2 separate regions of the Homo sapiens genome follow, and region 1 is linked to region 2. A link is an interaction called in ENCODE POLR2A ChIA-PET data of the cell type or tissue named here. Cell type or tissue: A673. All regions are shown on one strand. Each heading gives the region's core, and the rest is flanking DNA. Links, peaks and the distances in the headings are about the cores only.

Region 1 (6,482 bases), core at 1,115-5,114, 110 kb before region 2:
TTTGATATGACAAGCACAATCATTTGATCCTTCCCTTTGGATGAGTTCAGGCCAATGTCCCTGTATACATTGAGAAAAATTACTACAAATCAGGGGAACAGGTTAGTAAACCCAGGATTATAATCATATTCTTTATTTTAGTTAAAAATAAATCTACAGATTTGTTTTCTTCCAATTGGGAGATTTGCAGTTTGTTTTATTAGTACTGTGATTGAGTAATGCTGGTAAAAAAGTACTTTTCTAAAAAAGTACAAAGTTCATTTTGACAAGTATATATTAAGCAAGCAGTGTGTCAGGCATTGTACCCGTCCATGGGTGTCCTAGAAAAGCATACAGTCCAGAGCAGAAGGAGACATGAAACAGATAATTTTGGAACAATATTAGCGATTTATTAGTAACACAGAGCAGGTAATTCTAATGTCTCGCTTGAAAAACACCTCTAGAGAGGAAGTCTTTGGGAAGGTTCAGCACAGAGAATGATTTTTATGTTCATCTTGATTTTTGTGAAGCAGGTGGCATTAAAGTTTATGTATGAACAAAAAGGGTGAATTTTTCTATATGTAACTAATAACTGAGTAAAGCTGAATTACACAAATAAAACGTCAATATCTGGGCCAGGCCTGGTGGTAAAGTGATCACAGTACTTTGGGAGGCCAAGGTGGGCAGATCACTTGAGGCCGGGAGTTCGAGACCAGCCTGGCCAACATGTCAAAACCCCGTCTGTACTAAAAATACAAAAATTAGCTGTGTGTGGTGGTGTATGCCTGTAATCTGAGCTACTCGGGAGGCTGAGACACAGAATTGCTTGAAACCGGGAGGCAGAGGTTGCAGTGAGCCAAGATTGTGCCACTGCACTCCACCCTGGGTGACAGGGTGAGATCCTATCTAAAAAAAAAAAAAAAAAAAGTAAATATCTGTATTTTTCAATTAATGAAACAGGTATAAACCAGGCTTACATGTAACCATATTGAAGTCAACAGGCTGATGTGTAAAAACACAGGAGAAGTGTATCATGGCCGCCTCATTGTTAGAATGCTATGCAGAAGAAGAGTGAACTTAAATTCTTCCTATCCTGAAAGGGCTCTGTATTCCATAAATGATGCTGGGATAGCATGCTAGCCATATGCAGAAGAATGGAATTGGAACCCAACCTATCACTATCTACAAAAATTAACTCAAGATGGATTAAAGATTTAAATGTAAAACCTCAAACTGTAAGAATCCAAAAAAAAAAAAAAAAAAAGAAAACCTAGGGAACATCATTCTGGATATCAGCCTTGGGAAAGAATTTATGACTAAGTCTTCAAAAGCAATTGCAACAAAAAACAAAAATTGATATGTGGGACTTAATTAAAGAGCTTCTACACAGCAAAAGAAACTATCAACAGAGTAAACAGACAACTGACAGAATGGGAGAAAATATTCACAAACTATGCATCTGACAAGGGTCTAAAACCAGGCTTAATTAAACTAAAGAACTTCTGCATGGCAAAAGAAATTATTGACAAAGTAAACAGACAACAGACAGAATGGGAGAAAATAGTCACAAACTATGCATCTGACAAGGATCTAAAACCAGCATCTATAAGGAACTTGAACAATTCAACATCCAAAAAACAAATCACCTCATTAAAAAGTGGCCAAGGCTGGGTGTGGTGGCTCATGTCTGGATTCCCAGCACTTTGGGAGGCCGAGGTGGGCGGATCACAAGGTCAGGAGATCGAGACCATCCTGGCTAACACGGTGAAACCTCATCTCTACTAAAAATATTTTTTAAAAAATTAGCCGGTCGTGGTGGCAGGTGCCTGTAGTCCCAGCTACTCTGGAGGCTGAAGCAGGAGAATGGCGTGAACCTGGGAGGTGGAGCTTGCAGTGAGCATAGATCAAGCCACTGCACTCCATCTTGGGCAACAGAGCCAGACTCCATCTCAAAAAAAAAAAAAAAAAAAAAAAAGTGGGCAAAAGACACGAACAGACACTTCTCAATAGAAGACATACAAGCAGCCAACAAACATGAAGAAAATGCAAATCAAAACCACAATGAGATACCATCTCACATTAGCAAGAATGGCTATTATTAAGAAGTCCAAAAACAGCAGATGCTGGCAAGGCTGGGAGAAAAGGGAATGTTATACACTGCTGGTGGGAATGTAAATTAGTTCAGCCACTATGGAAAGCAGTTTGGCAATATCTCAAAGACCTTAAAACGATCTACCATTTGACCCAGCAATCCCACTGTTGGGTATATATCCAAAAGAAAATAAATCATTCGACAAAAAGACAAATGCATATGTTCGTCACAGCATATGTTCACAATAACAAAGACATGGGATCAACCAAGGTGCCCATTAACAGTGAACTGGATAAAGAATATGTGTTATGTATACCATAGAATACTACACAGCCATAAAATGGAATAAAATCATGTCCTTTGAAGCAACATGGATACAGCTGGATGCCATTATCCTAAGAAAATTAACACGGAAAACAAAATACCAGATGTTCTCACTTATAGGTGGGAGCTAAACATTGGGTACTTATGGACATAAAGATGGCAACAATAGACACTGGTGACTACTAGAGTTGGGAGGGAGGAGGGGAGCAAAGGTTGAAAAACTAACTATTGGATACTATGCTCACTACCTGGGTGACAGGATCGATTGTACCTAAACCTCAGCATCACGCAACATACGCATATAACAAACCTGCAAATATACTCCCTGAATTTAAAATAAAAGTTGAAATTATCTTGAAAAAATTCTCCCCATGCTTAGGTCCTGCTGAACCACTTGGGAAATGCTGGTTTGGCTATAGCAGAGGCTTAGTAGAATGAAATAGATGAGCTCAGTACCACTCATGGAAAAATAATTCAAAGGGCATTTCTTATCAATAGTGGCTCAGAACATCACACACACAGCTATGATTTGCTAAACACAGATTGTCTAATTAACAGCAAATAGAACATTAACAAGTGGGTCTCCTTTAAAACAAAGCTACTTGACTTTAAAAAGAAACAGTAATTTTTCATTTTCTATATAAAACATTTAGCATAGTTATTTAATGAATATTCTGTGAATAATGAGTTAAATAGCATTTGCACAGGCTTCTTCTGCCACCCAAAGCCATTTTTGGTGTTTCCTGTTTGGGGGACAGATAATGAGATCTAATTGTTATCTTTGTTTCCTGTTTGGGGGACAGACAATTAGAACTAATGGTTATTTTCCTTCCCTTCACTTTTCCCATTCAATCAGCAAGTCCAGTTGATTCTACCTTCTAAATATTTTTTACTTCTGTTCAGTTCTCTCCCTCCCCACAGTCATCATCCCAGTTCAGGTCACACCAACTTGCGAGAATTTATTTTAACAGTCTCTTAAGTGATTCTTCACTTGACAAAATGATCTTTTACTTTAGAGGAGAACATAATAAGAATGACAAAATTATAATACTAATAATAAATACTACTCACTGAATGTATATTAAATACCTGTAACTATGCTGAGTGCCTTACATGCTTTGGTTCTTTTAATCCTTAGAACAATCCTACAAGCTAATTTAATTACTTACCCCATTTAATCCTAGAGAGGTCAAGCAACTTGTCTAAAGCTGCCACTTGGCTAGTGGTAGATCCTAGACAAGAACTTTGTCTCCAAAACTTGTGCTCTCAACCACCATGCACACTCCCTGCCATATCTGCCAAATTTTCTCTTAATAGGAAGGCTCTTTTACTGTATTAAACTATGCTGCGTTACTCAGCACAATATTGGACACATAAACATTCAAGAAGTTTTTACAAGGGATAAATTCAAGAACTATTATGTAAAGAACGGGGAGTTAAAGTATTATTTCACTTATCTCACATCATTATGAAATAAAATTTTTTTCAGGTAAGCCAATTTTATAGTTAACTGAAATCAAACCACTTAACAGTACAGAATTGTTAAAAATTTAGATAAACTATTTCTAAAATGCAATCCATTCTTTACTACCTTAGTTGCATGAGAGTTCTTTTTCAATCATATCCTAATGACAAAGAGCTTTTGTTATGAACAAGTGTCATATATGCTACTTATTTAGTAATTCCTTCTGAACTATGGTTTTAATTACCATCTACATGCTGAGGAAGCCCAAATCTTTGTTTCCAACCTGTGTTGTCTTCCTGACCTTCAGATCCATGAATCTTTACCACTTGGTCCTGAAAACTAAAAATGTTCCAAAGACCTTTTTATACCCAGATCCCCAAATATGCTTCTCCAAAATATCATATCTTAATGAATAATTCCTCTGTCTATCCAGTTGCTGGCCACAAACATGGACATAATGTTCAACTCCCCCTTTTCCTTTGCCAACCACTGCCGCAGTCAATCAATTAACAAAGGTCCTATTGAATCTACCTTCTAACTATCTCTCATATCTTTCACACCTCTGTCTGTCCATTGCCTTATCCTGCCATTAATATCTTTGCCTGGGTTATTGCAACAAGTCTGTAGATGGTATCCTATATCTATAATTTTAGGTATAGGATTTATTCCTCATATTACAATTTATTCTTCATATTACAATCAGAGTATTTTGTTTTGTTTTGTTTTGAGACGGAGTCTCTGTTGCCCAGGCTGGAGTGCAATGGTGCAATCTTGGCTCACTGCAACTTCCACCTCCCGGGTTCAAGCAATTCTCCTGCCTCAGCCTCCTGAGTAACTGGGGCTACAGGCACACACCACCACACCCGGCTAATTTTTGTATTTTTAGTACAGACAGGGTTTCACCATGTTGGCCAGGATGGTCTCGATCTCCTGACCTCGTGATCCACCCGCCTCGGCCTCCCAAAGTGCTGGGATTACAGGCATAAGCCACCATGCCCGGCCCAGAGTGTATTTTTTAAACTAGAGATCTGATCATGTCACATCTCAGCTGGAAAGCTTTCAATAGCTCCTTATTGCTCTTCAGATAAGGTTCAAACTTCAACATTACTTACTAAGCCTGCTTGATCTGACCCTTACTTGCTTTTCCTTATCTTGCCATCACTATTTTTCCCATCCCTCTCACTGAGCACCACACTAAGTCATGTTGGAACTTTATCTCTTATACATATTCTGCACTCTTTTGCCTTTAGAGCTTTGCATGTGCTATCTGGAGAACCCCCAACCCCTACATCTAGGCTAAGCATCTCTCCTACTCACTGCCACAGCACCTATTTCCACTTGTAATACTGTATTTAAGTCCCTGTTTGTTTCTCTGTATCATCTTCTCTCCTCTCCTCCCCAAAGACTGTTGCATCTACAGGGTAGAGCTATGCCCCTTTTGTTTACCCTATAGTATCCCTAGTGCCTCACTATGTCTAGAGCGTAGCAGGCATTAACATATTTTATAAACTATTTTGAAAACAGTTTTAGATTTACAGAAAAGCTACAAAGATAGTACAGAGGGTTCCCTTATACTTTCCCCTGTTGTCAGCATCTTTTTTTTTTTTTTTTTTTTTTTTTGAGACGTAGTCTCACTCTGTCACCAGGCTGGAGTGCAGTGGCGTGATCTCGGCTCACTGCAACCTCTGCCTCCCGGGTTCAAGCGATTCTCCTGCCTCAGCCTCCCAAGTAGCTGGGATTACAGGCACGCGCTGCCACACCCAGCTAATTTTGTATTTTTAGTAGAGACGGGGTTTCACCATGTTGGCCAGGATGGTCTCGATCTCCTCACCTCGTGATCCACCCACCTCGGCCTCCCAAAGTGCTGGGATTACAGGCGTGAGCCACCACACCCAGCCTGTTGTCAGCATCTTACGTTAATATTATACATTTGTCACAACTAATGGACCAATACTGATACCTTATTATTAACTAAAGTCCTTGCTTCATTCAATTTTTCTTAGTTTTTACCTAATGTCCTTTTTTCTATTCCAGGATCCAATCAGGATAATACATTACGTGTAATAGTCATAGCTCCTTTGGCTTGCACCTCTTGGCTGTGATAGTTTCTTAGACTTTCCTTGTTTTTTAAGCTTTTCAGAGTTTTGAGGGGTACTGATTAGATATTTTGTGGCATGCCCTTGAATTGGGGTTTGTCGAATGTTCTCATGATTAGACTGGGGTTATATGTTTGGGGGAGTAAAGTGCCATTTTCATCATATCAGGTCAAGGTTACATGCTATCAACATGACTTATCACTGGTGATCTTAGCCTTGATCACCTGGCTGAGGCAGTGTTTGTCAGGTTTTTCCTTTTTTTTTTTTTTTTTTTTTTTTTTTTGAGACAGAGTCTCACTTTGTTGCCCAGGCTGGAGTGCAGTGGTGCCATCTTGCCTCACTGCAACCTCTGCCTCCCAGGTTCAAGCAATTCTCCTGCCTCAGCCTCCCAAGTAGCTGGGATTACAGGTGCCCACCACCACACCTGGCTAATTTTTGTATTTTTAGTAGAGATGGGGTTTTGCCATGTTGGCCAGGCTGGTCTCAAACTGCTGGCCTCAAGTGATCTGCCTGCCTCCACCTTCCA
Region 2 (6,482 bases), core at 1,185-5,184:
TTGTTTCTCTAACTGTGCCCTGAACCAGTGAAGAAGCAGAGTAGATGCTCCAAAATGCATAGCATTGATGCATTTTGAATGATGCATTTTGAGTGATGGAGGTTGAGCCTCCATCACTTCACATCCCTGCTGATGTCCAGGTATGTCTGAGCATGGTAAAAGTCAGTGGGGAAGTCAAGGTCAACATCAAAGCTACTCATACATGGACCTCAAAGCCTCCCAGGAGAAACTCCTCTGAAGGGAAGTGAACCAAGAAGATACACATAGGGCCAGGTGTGGTGGCTCACACCTGTAATCCTGGCACTTTGGGAGGCCAAGGCAGGCAGATCATCTAAGGTCAGCAGTTCAAGACCAGCCTGGTCAGTATGGTGAAACCCCAACTCTACTAAAAATACAAAAAAAAAAAAAATCAGCCAGGCGTGATGGTGCACACCTGTGGTCCCAGCTACTTGAGAGGCTGAGGCAGGAGAATCGCTTGAACCCAGGAGGCAGAGGTTGCAGTGAGCCAAGGTGGTGCCACTGCACTCCAGCCTGGGCAACAGAGCGAGACTCGTCCCAAAAAAAAAAAAAAGATACACAAGGGTCAGCAACAGGGAGAACAGACAATGCTTCCATACCAGGGAACACACATTCCCTGTGTTAGTTCAGTCCCATGAGAAGCAGATGCCAAGATGACACTAAGTGTGCAAAAGTAAAGCATATTAGGGGGAATGACTCTGAGAGAAAATAGAAGGAAGTGGGGAAACTGAGCTAGTCATCAAATAGCAATCCAGGTCTGACCCCAAGAGGAGAGAGGGCCAGGGGACAAGAAGACTGGATGGCAGCATCTTAGACTGCAATGCTAGGGAAAGTCTGACAGGGCCATCAGGAAACCTCAAGTCAAAATCTCCTGTTACAGGTGCCCTGTGTCTCCCAGGGATAAGTCAGCCCTAGTGTTCCTCTCATGCTCAGTCATCTACTGGGAGCAGCCTGTGGGAAGCCGGCCTCTGTGTAAACGTGATTGTGATTTCAGAGCACAGCAGCTGGTCCCACCCCCATTATGGTGCAGTCAGTTCTGAGAGGCGCATTCTCATAGCTTTCACACTCACATTCTGCCCATTCTACTTCCCTAGAGCCTGGCCTGGTAGGGGAGAGGGCTATGGGCAAAAACTCCATAACTCTTTACTCTTTAACAATTAACCTCAACAGCATGTAGCACTGAAAGGGAGAGAGAGTTTCTCCCTGAAAGTGTCATGTCGCAGACCTCAGCATATCCACGGAACCAGTGGTGTAATGTCCTTCAATAGAAGTGTCACGGAGCCTGGCAGAAGCAGCAAGACTGTCCAATAATCACTTACCTGCCGTTTATATTAATCTCTGCAGGCCTCAGCAGCAGACAGCAGCAGAGAAGTGCCAGAGCTCAAGAGCAAGAAAATGACAGACCGTATGTGATACCTGACAGTACTTGTTCATGAGCACACGTGAGCCACCCCCAAAGTTGCTGGAAATAATCAGGAGGAACATCATAGTGGTATGCAGTCTTGCATAACAGGTGGGAAAAAGAGCCAAAAAAAATATGTGTTACTCCTATTTATAATAACCCATCTTAAGTCCTGGATTGGTGAGGTGACGCCTGTTAGCATCATTTGACTTGGAACCAATTAAACTCCTCTTCTCTGGAACAAGTATATTTCTGTTCTATAATAAGATTCTGTAAACAAATGGCTTTCTCTCAGCACATTAAACATAGTTACCAGGGGGAAAAAAGAAAAGAAGCAGCCAAAAATATGTTTACTACTGGGCTAATACCATCTGCCCTCAGAACACTTCCAGATTTCAGATTGGCTTTGTTATTTTTTGGACGGGGAAATAAGAATTCAGCAGTCTGTTGATGTGCTGTTACTGAACTGTCCAGGGAGATTCTAGCCAGACACGCCCACTTGAAATATGCTGTTCCTTTGTGAATCTGATCAAGGGTATTTTCACTGAATCTCTTCTGGGAATCTGTCAGTCAGAATAACACAATTGCAGTTACAGCAAGAATAATAAGGATTAGATAAAATTGCTTGTTGTTCTCTGTGAAGAAGTTCATTTGGCTTTAGCTTTTGGCTATTAAAGCAGAGAGAACAGAGTCCTGAAGAATCATGAAAATCTATCTCTGCTCTCTGTATGAGTAATGAGAAAACTGAACTCCCTGTTTGGAGCAATGTGGAAGAAGATTAGCTGGATGCAAGCTCCAGGCTAGGTTTTCTTTTGGATTAGGGATGTGCTATCTCAGAAGGCAATCAGGCACATGTTCGACAGGCTGGGGAGTAACCTAACCTTTTACACTTTTACAGTGAGAGAGAATGTGGAGTTGCCAGGGGCTAGTGTTCTCGGAATTTGGGCAGCTTATCTTGGAGAAGTGGTTCAGGGCTACTGTATGTAGCTTGCATTTCACTGGTTCTTACCCCATTTGGCAGTGTAGAACAGAAAACCAAATATACACATCCCTCAGGCCACCACTATATCTGTGTCATCACGGGGGTATACCTCTTGTACAACAAAAGTCCAATCAAGTCAGACACGATGGTGTGTGCCTGTAATCTCAGCTATTCCGAAGGCTGAGGCAGGAGGGTCTCTTGAGCCCAGGAGTTCAAGGCCAGCCTGAGCAACATAGCAAAACCCTATCTCTTAAAAAAAAAAAAAAAAAAGTCAAGGGCTGGGCACGGTGGCTCATGCCTGTAATCCCAGCACTTTGGGAGGCCAAGGCAGGTGGATCATCTGACGTCAGTAGCTCGAGACCAGCCTGGCCAACATGGTGAAACCTTGTCCCTACTAAAAATACAAGAAATTAGCTGGGCGTTGTGGTGGACACCTGTAATCCCAGCTACTTGGCAGGCTGAGGCAGGAGAATCGCTTGAACCTGGGAGGCAGAGGTTGCAGTGAGCTGAGATCATGCCATTGCACTCCAGCCTGGGCAAAAAGAGTGAAACTCCATCTCCAAAAAAAAAAAGAAAAAGAAAAGAAAAGAAAAATCCAATCAGCAAACACTTTCTTCCCTTCCTCCTATTCTATTCCTTTTTTAATTAGATGTTGACAGCATTCATCAGGCATTTACAGTCAACCCTTTAGTCCTACCACACCGGCTGAGAACCAACACATACACCAGACATTCATCCCTGCCACTTCCTCTATGGACAATCACATCTGCCAAGCACCACCACTGCTTGCCTTGGGCATTGTCCACTACTACAAGGAAGGAGCCCTTTCTCTGCAGCCATCTATGCTGGATCCCAAAGCTTTTAACCACTGGAGGTACGAAAGTACACTTACTTCTGGAGCAAAATTGGGGTAGGTGTGGAGAAGTGTGTCTCTTTCTGTGTGTTACAACCTGTTGAGGAATACTGTATTAGTCAGGGTTCTCCAGAGAGAGAACCAGTAGGATATATTCAGACATCTAAGAGGATATTTATTATGGGAATTGGCTCACATGATTATGGAGCCTAAGACCCACAGTATGTCATCTGCAAGCTGGAGAACCAGAAAAGCCAGTGGTATAATTCAGTCTGAGTCTGAAGGTCTGAGAACCAGGAGAACCAAGGGTGTAAGTCCCAGAGTTCAAAGGCCCAAGAACCAGGAGCACCAATGTCCAAGGGCAGGAGAAGATGGGGGTTCCAGACCAAGAAAAGAGAGAATTTACTCTTCCTCTGCCTTTTTGTTCTATTTGGGTCCTCAATGAATTGGATGCTGCCCACCCACACTGGTGAGAGCAGTCTTCTTAGTCCCTGATTAAATGCTAATCTCTTCCAGAAACACCCTCACAGGCATACCCATAAATGATGTTTAATCTGGGCACCTCTTGGCCCAGTCAAGTTGACGCATTAAATTCACCATCACAAGTACTAAAGGAATACTATCTTGCTCTCACTCCAGTGTCTGCACAGACATGAGTTCATGCAGAAGTTCAGCCAGGGAATACATAGAAGTAATAGGCATCACCCTTCTTCTCTTAGTATGAATTCTCCTCAGGAGGTGCCTAAATTCCCAGAGCAAATCAACTTCCATCACACCTGCTCCATTTGCACGTGAGACATGCACTGACAAATCTTGGACTTGAGACACTCCAGAGTCTCCTTGTTTGTATATGCTTTCCTCTTAATTAGAGCATCTTTCTTTCTTCCCTCAATGGCTCCTACCCTTATTTGATGATTAACAATAGTACTTAATTCAAGGGCCACATCCCCTGATCCTCTAAGCTAGGATGGATGAACCTCTGAGATCTACCTAGCCCTAAACACTACTGATTTCACCATATAGTTAGCAATGACTTTCTTATTCATCTCCTCTCCTATGAATAGGGATTGTATCACTCACCTCTGTAGACTTAGTGCTAGCTATGTAGTGTACAATATGTAGTAGGCACTCCATAAAAGTGTTAAATAAATATATGCATAAACATAAAGTGGTTCATTAATAACTGTTCAACTCTGAAGAGTTACAGCAAATAAATGTTTTCAAAATAAAATGCTCTAATCTTTCATCAGTTTATGCTCAGAAAAGATGGAGATGTTTACAAGAGCTGTAGTAACTTGAACTACTCAGAATTTCTTGATCTAAAAATAGTACATGCTAGGCTTCCTACCACTGAGCAAGTCTGACAGCTGTTCATTAGGTTGGCACATATTAATAATATGCTTTAAAGAGATGGTTTTGTCTTCTGTTGAAGTTGAACAGCAAACTATGATTTGCTGTAGATTTTTTTGAAAAAATGTAAAAATTTACTAAAGTAAAAAATAACAAGTGTTTCTGTCACATGAAATTAACAGTTCTTAATGTCTTTGTCATATTGCTTCATGTCTTTTTAAATAAAAGCATTAAAATATTATAAATCAAGCTGAGATCTCATTGAACCACCCTTCCCATGTCTATCTTCCTTCTCACCTTCCCAGATAAAACAGCTGATATGAGTTTGGGGCATAATCCAAGTTCCTATGATTGATTCTTTTAGATCTAGCATCCAGATTACTTTAATTTGATAAGTAGGTTTCCCTCTTTCTTTTTTCTCTGAAACAGTGTGTGTAAAATAGGTACAGTTGACCCTTGAACAATAAGGGGGTGAGGAGCACCAAGCACCTGCACAGTTGAAAAATTACCTATAACTTCTGAGTTCCCCAGAACTTAAGTACTAACAGCCTTACCCATAACTGCCATACCTATACCTTACCCATAACTACCATACCCATACTTTACCCGTACTATCAGAAGCCTTACCCACAACATAAACAGTCTGTTGTATAAACAAATTAACACATATTTTGTATGTTTTATGTATTACATACTGTATTCTTATAATAAAGTAAGCTAGGAAAAAGAAAATGTATTTAAAAATCATAAGAAAGAGAAAATATATTTACTATTCATTAAGTAGAAGTGGGTCATCATAAAGGTCTTCCTCCTTTTCATCTTCACATTGAGTAGGCTGAGAAGGAGGAGGATGAAGAGAGGCTGGTCTTGCTGTCTCAGGAGTGGCAGAGGTGGAAGAAAAGTCACATACAAGTGAACATGAGTTCAAACTCATGTTCTTCAAGGATTAACTGTATTATCTATACTTTTTCTTTTGAAGGTTTGCTACAAGTAGCCCATTAAACTATGAGCCTGGTGACCTTTTTGGAGTGTCAGAGGAGATTTTTGACAACCAATTTCATGATTTTTTTATGGTTATAGGTTCTGTTTATTAGGTTTTCTATTTATTCTTGAGTCAATTCTGGCAATTTATTATATTATTAGAAAAATTTCCATTTAATTTTTTTGTAATTTTATTAATATCACTTTTCATTGTATTCTTCTAGACTTTCAATTTTTCTCTTACCTATTTTATGCTCCCTCATTTTAAAACTTTTTATAATAAAACTTCTCAACACACACAAGTAGAAGAAATAATATAATGAACCCTAAGTTTCAACAATTAATAAAATTTTGCCTATATTTTTACACTTATTCTTATTCCCCTCACTTTTCTTTTCTTTTTCTTTCTCTTTCTTTTTATCTTCCTTTCTTTCTTTCTGTCATTATTTCTTCTGGAGTATTTCTGTGGAAATCCCAGAAATAATGATCATTTCATATGCATCTTTAACTGATAACTTTTTTTAACAGAACCACGATACCATTATCATATCTAACAAAATTAACAATAATTCCTGAATTCTATTTAGTAGCCAATCTATATTAAAGTTTCCCTGATTGTCTCAAAAATGTCTTTTTACAGTTGTCCAAATTAGGATCCAAAGTCCATGTGGTATATTTGGTTAATAAATCTTTATTTTCTAACAGTTTCCTCTCTTTTTTATGATATTTCTTCGTCAGATAAATATGCCTCTATCCTGTATGATGTCCACATTCTGAATTGGAGGCACTGCTTCCCTGTGATGTTATTTAACTTGCTCCTCTATCTTCTGTAGTTTCCACGAAATGCTAGTTAGACCTAAGTTCATCTAAACTGGTGATTAGATTCCGGCTCAATT

Evidence for each region. ChIA-PET counts read pairs that join two places held together with the same protein. Peaks named below come from ENCODE experiments on the same cell type or tissue, not always from the same donor. Only the 100,000 strongest peaks of a DNase experiment are listed, where the experiment ranks them.
Region 1: POLR2A ChIA-PET joins it to region 2 with 9 read pairs; 2 of 35 experiments call an interaction of 5 or more read pairs at or near these places.

Annotation. Positions count from the first base shown.
Region 1 is chr11:107,609,775-107,616,256 of GRCh38, forward strand. All of the region lies in intron 1 of ELMOD1 (ELMO domain containing 1), which reads left to right. Among named protein-coding and RNA genes, the nearest start is that of ELMOD1, 22 kb to the left of the region's middle. In A673, for the core only: no CTCF peak of the experiment used is centred there; a DNase peak (open chromatin) is centred at 3,177.
Region 2 is chr11:107,718,279-107,724,760 of GRCh38, forward strand. No RefSeq gene overlaps it. Among named protein-coding and RNA genes, the nearest start is that of SLN, 9.5 kb to the left of the region's middle. In A673, for the core only: no CTCF peak of the experiment used is centred there; no DNase peak of the experiment used is centred there; H3K27me3 peaks cover 442 bases.